2 separate regions of the Homo sapiens genome follow, and region 1 is linked to region 2. Evidence: read pairs that join two places in POLR2A ChIA-PET (ENCODE). Cell type or tissue: IMR-90. All regions are shown on one strand. Links, peaks and the distances in the headings refer to the core of each region. The heading gives the core; the rest is flanking DNA.

Region 1 (8,326 bases), core at 210-8,209, 500 kb after region 2:
AAAGTCAAAACTATTTTCAGAGATACCCTGGTTCCTGCCTTTTTTTTGCTGTGCTGATGGCACAAAAGCAGTGGTGGGTAAAACTGCTAGCCCCTCAACGCGAATCTAGGCAGGGGCCCCAACATCAGAGTCCTTACTCCATACATACATTTCTTTAAAAGTAGTGAAGATCATTAATTTTATAAAGTCTAGACCCTTGTGTACCTATATCTTCTGATATTTTACATGAAGGAATATGAAATATATATAAGGCACCTTTGCTGCAAACCAAACTGTGATGAGGAAAAGCTCTTAACTCGATGCAGTTGTAAGCTGTACTAGATGCTTTTTTTTTTAAGAACACCATTTGTACTTGGACACCTGATAGACAAACTAGTCAGATGTAGGTATTTGGCAGACATTTTCTCAAAAGTGCATGACATGAGCTTGTCATTTCCAAAACAGTGTCATTATTTGTTGCCAGGCACAGGCCACCATGGCTCATATCTGTAATCCTATCACTTTGGGAGGCCAAGGCAGGAGGATCACTTGAGCCCACGGGTTAAAGACCAGCTTGGGCAACATAGTGAGACCTCATCTCTACATATATTTTTTAAAAATAAGTAATAAAATATTTGTTGCCAATGATAAAATTTGAGCTTTTGAGCAAAAATGAGAATTTTGGAAACCTTTTATTCACTTCCTAGAGCCTGACGGCTTCCTCAGGCTTAAAATTTTTCTGATGAGATCAGTAGTGAAGTTAGTGTGATTTTTGGTATTGTATAATAACATGTGGGCCAGGTGTGGAGGCTCACACCTGTAATCCCAGCACTTTGGGAGGCTGAGGCGGGCAGATCACCTGAGGTCAGGAGTTTGAGAGCAGCCTGGCCAACATGGTGAAACCCCATCTCTACTAAAAATACAAAAATTAGCTGGATATGGTGGTGCACACCTGTAATCCCAGCAACTCGGGAGGCTGAGGCAGGAGAATCACTTGAGCCTGGGAGGAGGTTGCAGTGAACTGAGATCGCAACACTGCACTCCAGCCTGGGCGACAGAGCAAGACTGTATCTCAAAAAAAAAATAATAAAATAAGGCCAGGTGCTGTGAATCATGCCTGTAATCCCAGCACTTTGGGAGGCCAAGGCGGGCGGATCACGAGGTCAGGAGTTCGAGGTCAGCCTGGCCAACATGGTGAAACCCCGTCTCTACTAAAAATACAAAAAAAAATTAGCTGGGCATGGTGGCCCATGCCTGTAATCCCAGCTAGTCAGGAGGCTGAGACAGGAGAGTCACTTGAGCCTGGGAGGCTGGGGTTGCAGTGAGCTGAGATTGCGCCATTGCACTCCAGCCTGGGCGATAAGAGCCAGACTCCATCTCAAAAATAAAATAAAATAAAATGTGTCACCATTTGGAAGATCTGCATAACTCAGTAAACCAGTATTTTCCAATGACTGGTGCTTGATGTTACAAAATTCAAAATGCAAGGTAGTCCAGTGGAAAGTTCATTGACGTGGTTTTATATTTATATTTATTTATATTTATTTATTTATTTTGAGATGGAGTCTCGCTCTGTGGCCAAGGCTGGAGTGCAGTGGCGTGATCTCGGCTCACTGCAGCCTCCGCTTCCCAGGTTCAAGCGATTCTCCTGCCTCAGCCTCCCGAGTAGCTGGGATTACAGGCACCTGCCATCATGCCCGGCTAATTTTTTTTTTTTTTTTTTTGTATTGTTAGTAGAGACGGGGTTTTGCCATGTTGGCCAGACTGGTCTCGAACTCCTGACCTCAGTTGATCCGCCCACCTCGGCCTCCCAAAATGCTGGGATTACAGGCGTGAACCACTGTGCCCGGCCTGATACGGTTTTAGATTCCACATTGCAACTAACCTTTGAGAAACTGTCATTTGTCATATTTTGGTGTAGTAGCAAAGAAAATCTATAATTACCTGGAAAGGCTGTTAAAGATATTCCTTCTTTTTGTAACTACATGTCTGTGTGAGGCAGAATTTTCTTCATATACTTCAACCAAAACAACATGTCACAACAGATTGAATGCAGGGATAGACAGGAGAATCCAGCTGCCTTCTATTAGGCCAGATGTTAAAGAGATTTGCAAAAAATGTAAAATGATGCCACTCTTTTTGCTAACTTTTTTTTAGAAAATTATTTATAAAAGTGTTGTTTATATTAACGTAATGGGCTTATTGTTTTAAGCTAGTAAGTATCTTAAACATTTCTCAGTTTTAACATCTGATATGATACATATTAATAGCTGTCACCCCCTAAAACAAAACTCTTTTGGGATCTTCACCAATTTTGAGAGTGTAAAGGGGTCTGGGAGCTTTCAAGTTGCTGAACACATGGAGGTTCCTGGAGGATGGTGTGCCCAGGGAGGGCGTGGAAGCTCCTCGCCCCTTTCCTCATCAAAAAAAAAAAAAAAAAGGCTGGGTGCGGTGGCTCATGCCTGTAATCCTAGCACTTTGGGAGGCCGAGGTGGGCGGATCACGAGGTCAGGAGTTCGAGACCAGCCTGGCCAACATGGTGAAACCCCGTCTCTACTAAAAATACAAAAATTAGCTGGGCATGGTGGCAGGTGCCTGTAATCCCAGCTACTCGGGAAGCTGGGCCAGGAGAATCATCTGAACCCGGGAGGCGGAGGTTGCAGTGAGCTGAGATCACGCCATTGCACTCCAGCCTGGGTGACAGGGCAAGACTCCATCTCAAAGAAAAAAAAAAAGAGTTTAAAGAGGTCTTGGGATCAGGCAGTTGGACAGCTGCCACTCCAGACCCTAGGGTACCATGTCAGGACTGGGAGTTGGGGGGGTGGCATTCCAGTCAGGATACATATAACACAGACTGGTGTCTTCTGGGCGTTCCTTAGCTTGGCAGAGCCAGAAGACCCAGAAGCTGGAGTCCCAGCTCAACCAAATCGGAGTTGTGGGCAGTCACGGGCTTCCACAAGCCTCGAGTTGCCCCATCTATTCAGTGGGACAGTAGTGCTGTCTGCACAGGGGAAATACCAGCCTCCCGTTTGTAATGCTGGTGAAAAGTACTTTGTAAGTTGTGAAACACTCCACAGATACTTATTTTTGTGATTGTTTTGTCTGGAGCCGGTGTGATTAGCTTCCCCAGACCTCAGAAAACCTGTCCAGTGGGCGTGAGAAGGCATTAGGTGGCTAAATAGGGGGCATTAGTGGGGGGCCCCCTCCCTAAAAGGGCCTGGCTCCCACTTCTCCCTCCTTAGACCTCGTTCCCAAGCTGAGGCATGGGCTGGGCTGTACTGGGTGCCAGGTGGAAGGGAGGCCACTGGGTTGTCACCCAGCCTGGCTCTGGGAACCTTGGGAAAAGGAGCTGGGAGGCACGCTCGTGCGCTGTGTGCCCGTCCGCCCACCCGTCGCCTGCTGCAGGGCCTGGAGCCGCTGCTGGGAGAGGAAGTGCGTTCAGTTACCAATCGGGTTATTTTCATAACGGCTGTCTCAGGCTGCAGGGAGGAGGGTGACAAGGGGGAGGGGGCAGAGGAGCAGCCACGGCTGCTAGCTCTCCAAACTAGGACTTGCTCAGCAGAGGCCGCCAGCCCGGAGCTGGATCCAGAGCCCGGCCTTGGGGACCCCAGCTCCCACCTGCGCCCTGCCTTCCAGATCAGGTCAAAAGGGGCCCCCAGCCCCTCCTTGCTTTCTGCTTCCTCCCTCTGTATCTGGCTGGGTGGGTGCGGGGAGGGTTGGATCCGGGCGGACCCGGGCCCCACCATCCCTAGGCAAGGAGCCTGCCCTGCCAGGTTCCTGAAGCTGATGGAAAAGGGTCCCCCCGAGCTCCTGCTGAGCCAGGGCAGACCCTGCCGACTAAACACTCACTGGCCTGGTCGCCTTCTTACCATCCAGCCTGGCCCACCTGCTCCCCGAGGTACATTTTGTTTGTTGTTTTTGACAGGATCCCTGTGGTGAGTCTCAGCCTGGGGAAGGGAGGAGGACTCTGCCTCCCCAGCCCCTAGGCTGACTGGGGAGGGACTGGCCTCCCTTCCAGCTTCCCCACCTCCTTCCCTCCAACCCAGGTCTGTGGGAGCAGAGCCGAGGGGGTTCTGGGGAGGCAGCTGCAGGCCCTTGCTCTGGGGCTGCTGGAGGTGGGGTCGCCATGCACCATGCCCAGCCTTCACGGAGCAGAAGGCGGACGAGGCCCTGCCCAGGGTGTGGAGTGGGCGCTCTGGGTCAGTCCCATGGGGTATCCTGTGAGAGCAACTCAGGGGGCCAGGCCTGGTACCGGGTGCAGAGGGCATTCCTCATGGCACGAGCAGATACCCAGGTGACACCTGTGGCCGGCTCTGTTCCTCATGCGGTGGGTGGTGGCCACCCTGGGCACTCCTGCTTCCCTTTCTGGGTTCCTGGCCTCACTGTGGGCAGACAGACCCCAGGAGGTAGCACAATCACATGCTCTGGTGTCTATGGTGGGTGTAGGCCCTGCCAGGCCCTGCTGTCTGCCAGGTATCACCAGGCACTCTCTCTCTGTCATCGCATCCAGACCTCCTTTAGGCCAATCTTCTGAACCAGGTGGTGTGAGCTCCATTTTGCAGATGAGAAAATTGAGGCTCAGAAAGGTTAGTGGATCAGTCTAGGGTGGCAGTGGCAGATTCAGGATGCCAACGCCCTTGAAACTAGCACAGGGCGTGAGATGGCCTGGGCTCTGGAGGGTGGGTGTCCTGTCCGCTCCAGCTGTAGCTGATGAAGCTCTCCGGCCTGCCTGCCCCGATAGCAGCCACTGCAGCTCGGCCACCTGCAGCCACAGCCACTGTCCAGCAAGGGTGCACGGCCAGACACCAATGGTCTTGTCTCCTGACTTCCTCTGTCCTTTCCCAGGCCCTGTCCTTGTCAGGCCCCAGAGCCGGCCAAGGGTTGATGGGGTCCCCTGAGTCCTTTCCCATCCTGTCCCCATTGGTGTAACAGGCTCCCCACCCGGAGACCGAGGGACAGCCATTTTGCTGTGCTCTTGGTGTTGAAGCCCTCAGGGTGACCTTTACACGTACTGTGTGGCGAGGTGGAGGTGACCAAGAGCACGAGGTGAGAAGACACTGTCACGCAGAGCTGCGCTATGGGAGAGGCTTAGGCCCAGGGCGGGCTCCAACAAGGCCCAGGAGAAGCCCCAGCAGAGATAGGAAGTGAGGAGTCAGGCTCTTGCTGACCAGGGACAGAGGTTTCTATGGAGACCAGAGGAACAGGAAACTCAGGCCTGCGGGGAGGGGCATGGGAGCACGGAGGCATGGGTGCCCAGCAGGAGAGCCTGTGACAAATTGTCAGCTCAGCCACTCTGACAGCCTCCCCAGACACACAGGGAAACTGAGGCCCGTGAGGGGCCAACTTGCACACAGTCACACAGCACTGCCGGCCTTGCCCACCCCACTCTGCTGGGAGGGGCGGCATCATCGGCCGCCGAGGAGACTCCTGGACAGATGTGGACCTGGGCTGCCTGGCAGTGTGTGGAGCCGGGCACCACAGGAGCTCCTGTAAGCCGCCCTTGTCTCTCGAGGGGGTCCTGGCCCCTGTTGTCAGTGCAGGTCTGGGGCCGCAAGCTGGGCTCAGCCCTCACCGCTGCCCACGGGTGCAGCGGCACCTCCCCCCACTGACTGTGGCCTTTTGTTTTCTGGGTGACAGTAGCATCAGGCGGTGTGTCCGGGTGACTAATCTCCTCCAGGCTGGGCAGCTGTCACAGGGCGGCCTGACCAGGCAGGCAGGAAAGCTGACACCCTGGGGAGGGCTGGCAGGCCGGTGCCCTGACGGCAGGGGGCAGTTGGGCCTTCAGGCTCCTCTTCCCCTGACACAAAGCAGGCCCCAGGTCGGGAAGACCCGGGTTCAGGTCCCGAATGCCGCTGACTGGCCGTGGGACTGTGGCATGTTACTGGCCCTCTTGAAGCCTCAGTTTCCCCATCTCTAGAATGGAGCTGCAGGTCCTGCTTACCTCACAGGGCTGTGGTGAGGATTACACGAGATGATAAAGTACTTAGCCCAGGGCCTGTCACGTAGCAGGTGTTCGTTATTATTCCCTATCTGGTTCCCTTTCCTACCCCATCCCAGCCTCATGTTCCAGGAGGAAGGACCCTGCAACCCACCCCATTTCTGGGACGCAGGCTTTGCCGTTAGGTAGACTTGGACTCCAGCACTGACTCCACACTGACTTGCCGTGGACTCTAGGCGGTCACCTCTGCGTCAACTTCCTCATCAGGAATGCAGTGTGATGCAGTACCTATTCCTTGGGGTTGCAGTTTATGAAATGATCTAAGTGTTTGTCAGGGGCTTAGCACAGTGCCTGACACATAGGGGCTCAGTAAATGTCAGCCGTGACACTGGTGATTTTGGGGGAGACCCAGCGCTCTCCACCCATGCCTGCTGTCCTGCCCCTGCAGCTCCCTCCGGCCCAGGTGGTCTGCTTTGAGTGGGGCACTATTTGGGGTCATAAGAGCACTGCCCTGACCTCCCTGTCATCTGAGGCAGCTGGAAACTCCAATAGGCAGAGACCAAGAGCTGAGCTGTGCAGAACTCTGCTTCCCTAGGCACCTCCACCCTGTCCATCTCTCCCCCAACACCCCTGTACCTGGCCTGAAGCTGCTCAAGACCTGCAGGGCAGTAGCAAATCAGTGCAGTGTATGGAAGGAGAAGGTGCTAGACGTGCGGCCTGGGCCTGACTCCTCCAGCCCTTCATCTTTGCCTTCATCCTTCCTCCTGCCCAACATGCGTCCAGGGCATCACCCACCATGCCTAATTAATGCCAGCCTTCAGGGGACCACAGGGCTTCTTCTGTCAGCCCCAGGCAGCACTGTCCCAGGGCTGTGACCTTGACCTCTGTGGCTGCCAGCGGTTAGGATGCATCCCCCACCAGTCTCTCCCCAGGACCAGGGCCCAGGAGATCACCTGCTGTGGGGCACAGGTGGCCTCAGGTACCTGGAGGCATCGCCAGCCTGATCCATGCCAGGCAGGCTGCCCTTCCCCCACTGTTAGGAGAGGTAGGGCACAGGAGCTCGATGCTGGCTGTGAAGAAGGGTAGGCAGGGCTGAGGTGAGCTGGCAGAGGGAGCAAAGCATGAGTTCAGGATGGGTCCATGGAGGCCAGGTCCAGGTGGGAGCTAGGATGATGCCCACAGCTCCTGCCTGCCTGCAGGAGGGAGCTCTGGGCTGTGCAGCGTTTGGAATTGTGAGTATGGGGGCTTCCAGCATCAGGGCCGCAGAAGAATGTGCAGTCACAGGCTCCATCAGGAGCAGAGTCAGAAGGGTTTCCCGGCATCACCCAGCTTCACCCTGGGGTATCCGTACTTTGTCCCTTCAGAAAGGTGAGACAGAGCAGTCGAGCACCAGAAAGTTCTTACCATCAGCACTTCAGACATACAGGCACGCACACACCCAGAATCCAGAAGGCTTTGCTTTTGGCCCAAGCCTATTGTCACGGCCCCCTGGGTGTGAAGGGAGACTGAGCAGCCTCTCTCCCAGGAGAGCCAGACAGTGACTCTCCAGTTCCCTGAGACCTGGTCTCCCCTGAGCTACACATTAGACCCTCTCTATTTCCAGGAGTCACCTTCAGCCTGACCCCAAGGCTATGGGCTGAGAGACTCTGGGGGTCCTGTCAGGATTAAGTTCCTTTGCAGAGAGCCTCATTTTGTTATAGCTTGGTTTGCTCCATGTCCCATGAGGGGACACCTAACCTGCCCCCACCATGTTGGTGGCAAAACAAAGGCCCAGCAAGTGGGAAGCCCTGCCCTGGGCCCCACCGTCCATCCAGGCAGACCGACTCCCCATTTTCTTTTTGTTTTCTTTTCCATCAGCTTCCGGCAGGGCAGGTGGAGGCCTTTAGGCCCAGAGCTCTGTAGATTCTGGTGCCTGGATGGGGGAAGAAGGGGTAGCCTGAAGCACCCACCTCCCTGGGACTCCAGGGCTCCCTAGGGTGCAATGGGGGAGAGCATCAGTGCCCCAACAGCTGTAAACGTGGGCTCCCCTGAGCACCCCTGGGATCCTCACATGGAGGTCAGAGGCTGCAGTGACCCCTCCCTCCCTCAGGGGTTGCTTCCCTTCTCATGGGGCAGAGGCTGTGAATGGGCTCCTGGTTGCTTCCCTTCTCATGGGGCAGAGGCTGTGAATGGGCTCCCGGACACAGGACAGACCGTGGCCTGATCCAGCTCCTGATGCTCCCGGTCTCTGTGCCCAACAGCCAACCGCCTGCCATGGAGACTTTCTTTAGGAGACATTTCCGGGGGAAGGTGCCAGGCCCTGGAGAGGGGCAGCAGCGGCCCAGCAGCGTGGGGCTGCCCACAGGCAAGGCCCGGCGTCGCTCCCCCGCTGGGCAGGCCTCCTCCTCACTGGCACAGCGGCGCCGCTCC
Region 2 (8,326 bases), core at 269-8,268:
TTAAGTATCAGTTGTGGCTATGAACTCTAGCTCCAGTCTCTGAATTTGGGAGGATAAGCTGTCTTCCACCTCTCTGTTCAATGTTCTAATAAATGGAGGCTAAGAAGGGGATGATTTTCCAAGAAAGGAACATGTCTGCTATTCCTTATGATGTTAGAGTTAAAAAAAAAAAAAAAAAAAACATGTCTTCAGCTCTTATCAAAGAACTTTCTCCAGGGCTTACATGGGTGGTAGAGGCCTATGGGGATTCCCTTAGCTTGGACAGATAGGCCAAGTGCCAAGCAGGCTAGTAGGGATTTTTCTGTGATTAGAGATTTTGTCAGTCTCTGTCTTTAGGCGGCTCTGCGTCAACACCAGGGAGCCCGGAATTGAGTCCCAGCTCTGGCCCTGCCTTGCTCCATTACTGAGGCACCTGCTTCAGCTCTCTGGGCTTTATTTTCCCTCTCGGTAAAATGGAGATGCGGCCTCCCTTGCCCCCTCCTTTCCACTCAGGCATGGGACCTGTGAGTGGATGAGGAAAGCCACCCTCAAAGCCTTCAGAGTCTGGGTTCTTTTTTGGGTGGGCAGGGACCCACATCACAGGGCCATGTGGGTAACACTAGCTATGCTTTGGGCTCCCCAGGATCATTGAGCTGAATGGGCAGAAGCCACCCCTTACATACAAGCGCTTTCAGGCCATCATCAGCCGCATGGAGCTGCCCAAGAAGCCAGTGGGCTTGGTGACCAGCCAGCAGATGGAGAGCTGCAGGGCCGAGATCCAGGAGAACCACGACGAGACCTACGGCGTGCCCTCCCTGGAGGAGCTGGGTGCGTACTTCCTGCCCAGAGCCACTTGTGCTGGTGCCTGCTTTTGTGTAAAGAAATTCTTTGTGAAAGTAATGCATGTCATTATAGAAAGGTTAGAAAGCACAGGAAAACAAAAATGGAAATGGCAGTCACTATTACTCCACCACCCAGAGGTAACCACAATTAATTTTAAACTGTGTCCTTCTAGTATTTGTTCTGTTCATACTCATACATGTAATCTTCTGTTTCTGGTTCTAGATCATGCCTCTATTTTTGTACTAACCTCTCGCAGACAATACAGGCACTGCCTGGTGCTGGTGTCCATGGGCTTCTCAGTAACAAGATAGCTAGTATTGCTTCTGTTGAAAGCAGGGAATCTGTCAGCCTCTCAGATTACTAACTACACTCTTTCACCCCTCCCTCTTTCTTACCTTTTTTTTTTCTTTTTTAGACGGAGTCTGGCTCTGTTGCCCAGTCTGGAGTGCAGTGGCACAGTCTTGGCTCACTGCAACCTCCACCTCCCGGGTTCAAGCAATTCTGCTGCCCCAGCCTCCTGAGTAGCTGGGACTACAGGCGCCTGCCATCACGCCCAGCTAATATTTGTATTTTTAGTAGAGACGGGGTTTCACCATGTTGGCCAGGCTGGTCTTGAACTGGTGACCTCGAGTGATCCACCCACATCGGCCTCCCAAAGTGCTGGGATTACAGACGTGAGCCACACCTCCAGTCTTTTGATCTGAACAAAGCTATTAGCCTTTTTCACCTGAAAACCACAGTTGTTGCCAGCTAATCTGAAAAGGCAGGAGGTCCGGGATTGTTGTCATCTACCTGGAGCGATGAGGGTGCAGGGGAAAGCAGAGAAAATAGTGACTGTGGGAAGAGAACCAAGTTGACCTAGAAAACGCTAAAACTTTAAGGATTATCTAACCCCCAGTAGCACCGAGACACTGTGGTTCAATTCTCATAAAGTTCAAATAACAGAACAGCCGTGCCGGGCTATCACTGAAATGGTCAAACCTCCTGTCTTGTGACCTTTCCTTCTCTTCAGGGTTCCCCACTGAAGGACTTGGTCCAGCTGTCTGGCAGGGAGGAGAGACAGAAGCTCTGGCCCGCCTGGATAAGCACTTGGAACGGAAGGTATGGGCCGTTTCTGAGACACAGAGCTGCAGATACTGATATCCACACAGCAGGAGATACAGGTCATGTCCATGTCCTTTAGTCCCTCTTAGCTCACATTGTTTGGAAAATGAAAAATCCTCCTATCCTCCTGATGGCCATAACAACAGCAACACTAACAGCAACTACCATTTAGAGAGTACTTACCATGTGCTGGTCACTAGGCTCAGCATTTCTGGGTTAAGCACCTGCTGGCATTTCTTTTAATCTTTCCAATAGCCTGCAAGGTAGGTACTAAGCTGTTCATTCTACAGATTACAAAATTGAGGCTTAGAGAGGTTAAGTAACTTGCCTGAGGTCACAAAGTTAGTAATTACAGGTTGAGTATCCCTTATCCAAAGTGCTTGGGACCAAAAGTGTTTCAGATTTTAGATTCTTGAATTAGGAATGCTCACCTTATAACACAGTAAGACCTTGTTCTATGTTATTCTAAAGCTATGTCGGATTGCTTTTCTTTCATCTGTGGGCAGGTTCCCCCTACTAAGAGGATATCTGGTTAGTAAAATCTATAAGATTATTTTGTGTTGATGTGTCTCCGCACCTTTTTGCTGGAACTCTTTCAGCGTGTTGATTTCCATATGCTTGGACACAGAGCAAATGGCCCACCTCCCAGTGCAGTGAGAACTGGGGAGGAAAGAAGCCCAGGCCTCAGAGGCACAGTGTCACAAAGTCCTCACTCCCCTGCAGCTAGAGGAGCAGAGAAAGTTCTCATGTCCGAGAACAGTCAGCTCCTAGTTTCCTGCCCCCTGCAGCTGGTTTATAAAATGTCAGCTTTTTCTATGCCTGCTAAGATGGCTAGGTATTTTGCCTAGCAGCCAGATGATGACGATAATAGAACAAGGAGGCCAAGGCAAATCTACTTGGGAAGAATGTTCTCCAGCCCTGGAGGTGTCCAGTCAACAGTGAAGGCCCACAGCCTCGATGTTTCTACCTGGTTGTTTCCTTCAGCCTGGGACGAAAGCAAGCCCCACAGACTTAAAGGATGAGACTAGCTATCTCTGTCCACATCAAAAGGTTCACCTAGAGATTCTTGGGCCCAGTTTGAAGACAAAGGTTGGGCCAAGGGGCAGAAGGGTGGAGATGACAAATGGGATTGCAGGAGTAGAGTAAGGCTTAAACCTGTAAAGAGCTATCATCTATGGTTAGTTTTTATCAGCTGGAGAACATTTTGTAGAAGGATGTCCCTTAGGTCACCGACAGGAGCTCCTTTTCCACATACCCCCAGAGAGCGGGCCCCTTCTCTCAAGGGCCCTTACGCCATGGACATATTCAGACTCAGTGGTGCCCAGAGGAAATACTGTGTCCTGCACATCTGGGAGAACAAATGGTGCTAGAGATACAGGAGTTGAACCTGATTTCAGGATGTTTATTTTAGCTTCCTTCAGTTCTCCAAATCTGAAGGGAGCACCTACTCATGCCAGTTTAGCAATACTAGATAGAAGAAGGTATGTGCCTCTTTTCCGAAAGCACCAGGAAAAGTCCCAAGGCATGTTTTCATTGTCCTGGTTTGGGTCATGTGACTGTCCCTGACTCAATGACTGTGGCCAGGTATAGGAGGTGGTGCTTTCCCTGGCCAGACTTGCATCATGAGTCCGCTCCCAGAACTGGAAGGTAGGTTTAGCTCTGCTTTATCCACTCGGACTAGGATCAGGGAAGGCTGATTCTCCACAGGAATATGAGATGCTGTTACTGAAAAGCAGAGGAAGCTACATGATCTTTACCACTGGGTTACTCAATAGTAGATGAGGGCAAGCATCTCTCTATAAAAGTATTCTGATTATTAAATTAAAAAGGAATGGTGGAATTTGAATACCACCATTTTGTAACCCTCAATAATGATGCATTATGTATTGGTGACTGCTGACACCATAGAAGGAGGCAAGCATTATGTGCCCCCTGTAGTCTTGTCAAAGGGATCAAACCTGAGTCCAGTCCAGTTTCTGGTACTAGCCACCAATGTGCAGGTGATACACAGGACACAGCACTTGTTGAACTGCACCATGAGTATACAGTCAGCAAAATCCAGACTGTGGGAATCTTGGCAAGTCAGATGGCCTGGATTCTTTCCCAGAACAATGGAAAGGAAAAGAAAAAAATGGCATAAAATGTGCAGATTAAAAGAAAATTAAATAACATATTAAAGTTTTTTTTAAGGCCAGGCACAGTGACTCACACCTGTAATCTTAGCACTTTGGGAGGCCAAGGCAGGAGGATCTCTTGAACCTAGGAGTTCAAAACCAGCCTGGGCAACATGACAAGCCCTCATCTCTAAATAAAAACAAATTAGCCGGGTGTGGCAGCATGTGCCTGTAGTGCCAACTACTTGGGAGGCTGAGGTGGGAGAATCACTTAAGCCCAGGAAGTCATGCCACTGCACTCCTGCCTGGGTGACAGAGAGTGGGGTCTCAGAAATAAAAGAAAAAGAATCCCAGCACTTTGGGAGGCCGAGGCAGGTGGAGCACTTGAAGTCAGGAGTTCGAGACCAGCCTGGCCAACATAGTGAAACCTCATCTCTACTAAAAATACAAAAACTAGTTAGGCATGGTGGCGAGTGCCTGTAATCCCAGCTACTTGGGAGGTTGAGGCACGAGAATCGCTTGAACCTGGGAGGCGGAGGTTGCAGTGAGACGAGATCATGCCACTGCACTCCAGCCTGGTTGACAGAATGAGACTCTGTCTCAAAAAAAAAAGAAAACTGAGTAGCTGGGATTACAGGCTCCCACAATCATGCCTGGCTAATTGTTGTCCTTTTAGTAGAGACAGGGTTTCACCCTGTTGGCCTGACTGGTCTCAAACTCCTGACCGCAAGTGATCCTCCTGCCTCAGCCTCCCAAAGTGCTGGAATTACAGGCATGAGCCACCACACCCGGGCAGAAATAAAGTTTTTTAAATGGCCAAGACTAAATTGTAATACCTAGGAATGCACATTTGGGTAAAAAAAAAAAAGCTACTTAAACACAAAGAATAACTGTGAAAAGATAAAGTCCTTCCTTTCAAACGTTTTGCCAAAATAGAAAAATGTAAACATTTCAGAAATGCAGAACGTGTTTATTATAAAAGCTGAGGTAGGGGTTGCATATACTGGGGGGCAGGAGGGAACTATTCCTGGGATGAGCACATAGACTCTTGGGGTGGCTGTCAAAGCTCTGTTTCCCAAACCTTGGTGGCTATTGCGTGGATGTTTGCCTTAGAATAATTCATTAAGTCACACATGTGTGTGATTTTCTGTATCCAAGTTTCATTTAAAATAAAAATATTTTAAAAGCTGGGGGCTAGCAAGGGTGTGTACACGCAAAAATACCTAGTATCTGTTAGAAGTGCTTAACCTGATACCACAGGGGTTACCTGCAGAGGAGGAAGCCTTGAGGTTGCGACTTGAAGGAAGAGTCTCAGTTAACCAGGTGAAGGTGAGGGAAAGGAAGACAGTGGTCCAGAGGCAGCTGCTTGTGCAGAGGCAAAGGCCAGTGAGAGCAGATGCGTAAAGAAGAGGGGCAGCAGGAGGCGGAGGGTACAGTGAGCCGAGATCACACCACTGCACTCCACCCTGACCCTGTCTCAAAAAAAAGGGGCAAGAGACAGAGCTGGAAAGGCCTGGGTGCTGGGGAGCCACAGAAGCTTTCATGAAGATTTGGGCTCTGTCCTCAGAGCAACAGGAAGCCCACTGTGTACATTATCCCGAGCAACAGGCATTACATTACTCTGGTCCCAGCGTGGAGAATGAGTTAGCGGGGGATGGGAGTGGACGCAGGGAGGCCAGTCAGGAGGCTGCCACAGTTGTCCAGTCTAGATATGACCTTAGCCTGAACCAGGTTGGTGGCAGCAGGGAATGGAAAGAAAAGGACAGATTTGGGAAATATTTAGGCAGTAGAATTGACAGGACTTGGTGAGGGGACAAAGGTGATGGCTAGGATTGTGCCTTGGGCAGCTAGGTAGCTAGCAGTGTATTATCTGAGGTAGGGAGGCCAATGGAAGGGTGGGTTAAAAGAAAAGGGCACATCTCCCTTGAGCTGCCTGAGAGGCAGCCAAGTAGAGGTTTCTAGCAGGCAGCTGGGTGGAGCAATCTGGGCTAGAGCTATGGATGTGGTGGTTGTCTGCAAAGGGGTGGAACTGGGAGCCATGGGCCTGGATGAGCTTGCTGAGGCACACAGTTGAGTAGAGAACCTAGAGCTGAGCCCTGGGTACCCACATTTAAGGGAGAGGCAGAGGAGGTGGAGCTGATGAAAGACCAAGAGCGCCAGGCAGCTGGGAGATACCAGGAGATGTGGAGTCACAGAGGCCAAGGAATCAAGAGGATAAGACAGCACAGTTGGCAGGTATAGCGCTGCTGAGAGATCCCAAAATACAAGGTCAGAAAGTGCCTGCAGGACTCAGTGGCACAGAAGTCACAGGAGACTCTTGTGGGAACCAGCCTTGTGGTCACCTGAGGTTTGGAGTTAGAGACCAGCCTGGCCAACATGGCGAAACCCCATGTCTACTAAAAATACAAAAATTAGCCAGGTGTGGTGGCAGGTGCCTATAATCCCAGCTACTCAGGAGGCTGAAGAGAGTCAAGGTTGTGAAACAGTATCATGGAGAGGAGGAGAGGATGTTGGGAGTTAAGAAAGTGGAAATAGGCCGGGCACAGTGGCTCACACCTATAATCCCAGCACTTTGGGAGGCCAAGGTGGGCGATCAGGAGAATCCCTTGAACCCGGGAGGTGGAGGTTGCGGTGAGCCGAGATCACGCCACTGCACTCCAGCCTGGGTGACAAGAGCAAAACTCTGTCTCAAAAAAGAAAAAAAAATAAATAAAAAAAGTCGTGAGAGACTGCATGGAACAGCAAGTCAGGAAAGTAAAGTCCTATGCCAGCAACCAGTGATGATAAAAACATGACCAGTAATGTTATATGACACATGGCCCCAGAAATGAATGATTCCATTGGTCCCCAGGAATGGATTGGAAGTTTCCTCCTTCCCCAGCTGCTGTTGAACAATAATGCGAAGTCCCTGGTGTCTGTGATACAACCTCAGGGCCGCTAGTGACTAGAGAAGGGACTGAGATATTCTTTTCTGTAACATAGAAGCCTTGTTTCCTGCTGTATAATTAGAGAGTTCATTCAGTGCTTTCAGAATTCTTTCATATCTCATTTTAATCCACAGAAGATTGGAAATTTTGTTCTTATTTAATAGATACGTAGCTGAGGGAAGTAACAACGTGTTCACAGTCACCCCACAAATTAAAGAGCAAGTCAGAGAATGACATAGACTCGTTGTTTGGTCTGATGGTGGTTCCGTCTCAAAATCGGCTGGACAAGCACAGTGTTCCATGGCTCCATGGCTGGCTGTTCTGTGACCGTAGGCAGATTCCTTAACCACCCAATGCCTCCATTTTTTCCTCTGTTACATCCAAGCCTTTCCTTTTGCCACCTTCTCTTTCTGCTGTAGGCCTGGGTTGCCAACTATGAGAGACCCCGAATGAACGCCAACTCCCTCCTGGCCAGCCCCACAGGCCTCAGCCCCTACCTGCGCTTTGGTTGTCTCTCCTGCCGCCTCTTCTACTACCGCCTGTGGGACCTGTATAAAAAGGTAAGGGGGACATACCTGCCCACATTGCACCTAAGGCCTGCAGCCAGGCCTTTTGGGCTTGTCAGTCACCCTAAAAAAGGCACTGGTGGGTGGGGGTTGGGCTATGGCCCCTGGAAGGGCCTAAGTGTGTGCAGATAGTCCGGAGGAGGAGAGAAGACTCAATATCCAAGAGGGCAGAGCCAAGCACAGAGTGAACTGCCCACCAGAATGAAGCCCAGACCATCATGTAGAGCAGAAGGACAGGCAGAAAAGCAGGCCTCAGGTGTGACCCTAGAGGTGGCATATCCTCTGGCAGCTGGTGGACAGGGGCGAGGTCCCCAGGGTGAGAGGCATGGAGAGGGTGAGGCTGGAGCCAGTCTGAAGTGGAAGAGCATAGCTGCCCGCTCTGGAGCTGTGTCCACAGCATTCAAAAGGGGAGTCCAGGAACAGCAGTTGCCCATCAGTGATGGAGGGAGTGGTGTGGAGGGGCTGCACACAGGGCTGTGCTATACAGACAAGAAGCAAATAAGCCTGTGTTAACTGTCCCCAGAAGGAGAGAGGGCAACACAGTCAGCATTCAGAGGGATCACCTCATCTTGTGCCTATGTTTTTTGTTTCTGTTGTTTATTTAAGAGACAAAGTCTAGCTGTGTTACCCAGGCTAGAGTGTAGTGTGGCCTGATCACAGCTCACTGAAACCTCAGACTCCTGGGCTCAAGCAATCCCTCTGCCTCAGCCTCTCAAGTAGAGCTAATTTTTTACATTCTTTGTAGAGATAGGGTCTTGCTATGTTGCCCAGGCTGGTCTCGAACTCCTGGGCA

Evidence for each region. ChIA-PET counts read pairs that join two places held together with the same protein. Peaks named below come from ENCODE experiments on the same cell type or tissue, not always from the same donor. Only the 100,000 strongest peaks of a DNase experiment are listed, where the experiment ranks them.
Region 1: POLR2A ChIA-PET joins it to region 2 with 18 read pairs; 2 of 35 experiments call an interaction of 5 or more read pairs at or near these places.

Annotation. Positions count from the first base shown.
Region 1 is chr11:46,358,087-46,366,412 of GRCh38, forward strand. All of the region lies in intron 1 of DGKZ (diacylglycerol kinase zeta), which reads left to right. Among named protein-coding and RNA genes, the nearest start is that of MIR4688, 14 kb to the right of the region's middle. In IMR-90, for the core only: no CTCF peak of the experiment used is centred there; DNase peaks (open chromatin) are centred at 3,435 and 5,155; H3K27ac peaks cover 1,545 bases.
Region 2 is chr11:45,860,226-45,868,551 of GRCh38, forward strand. CRY2 (cryptochrome circadian regulator 2) reads left to right here. Exons shown (of 12, transcript NM_021117.5): 4 at 623-807; 5 at 1,835-1,923; 6 at 7,387-7,527. Among named protein-coding and RNA genes, the nearest start is that of CRY2, 17 kb to the left of the region's middle. RefSeq lists enhancers at 1-87, 598-1,797, 1,733-2,027, 5,275-5,776 and a silencer at 1,733-2,027. In IMR-90, for the core only: no CTCF peak of the experiment used is centred there; no DNase peak of the experiment used is centred there; H3K27ac peaks cover 1,457 bases.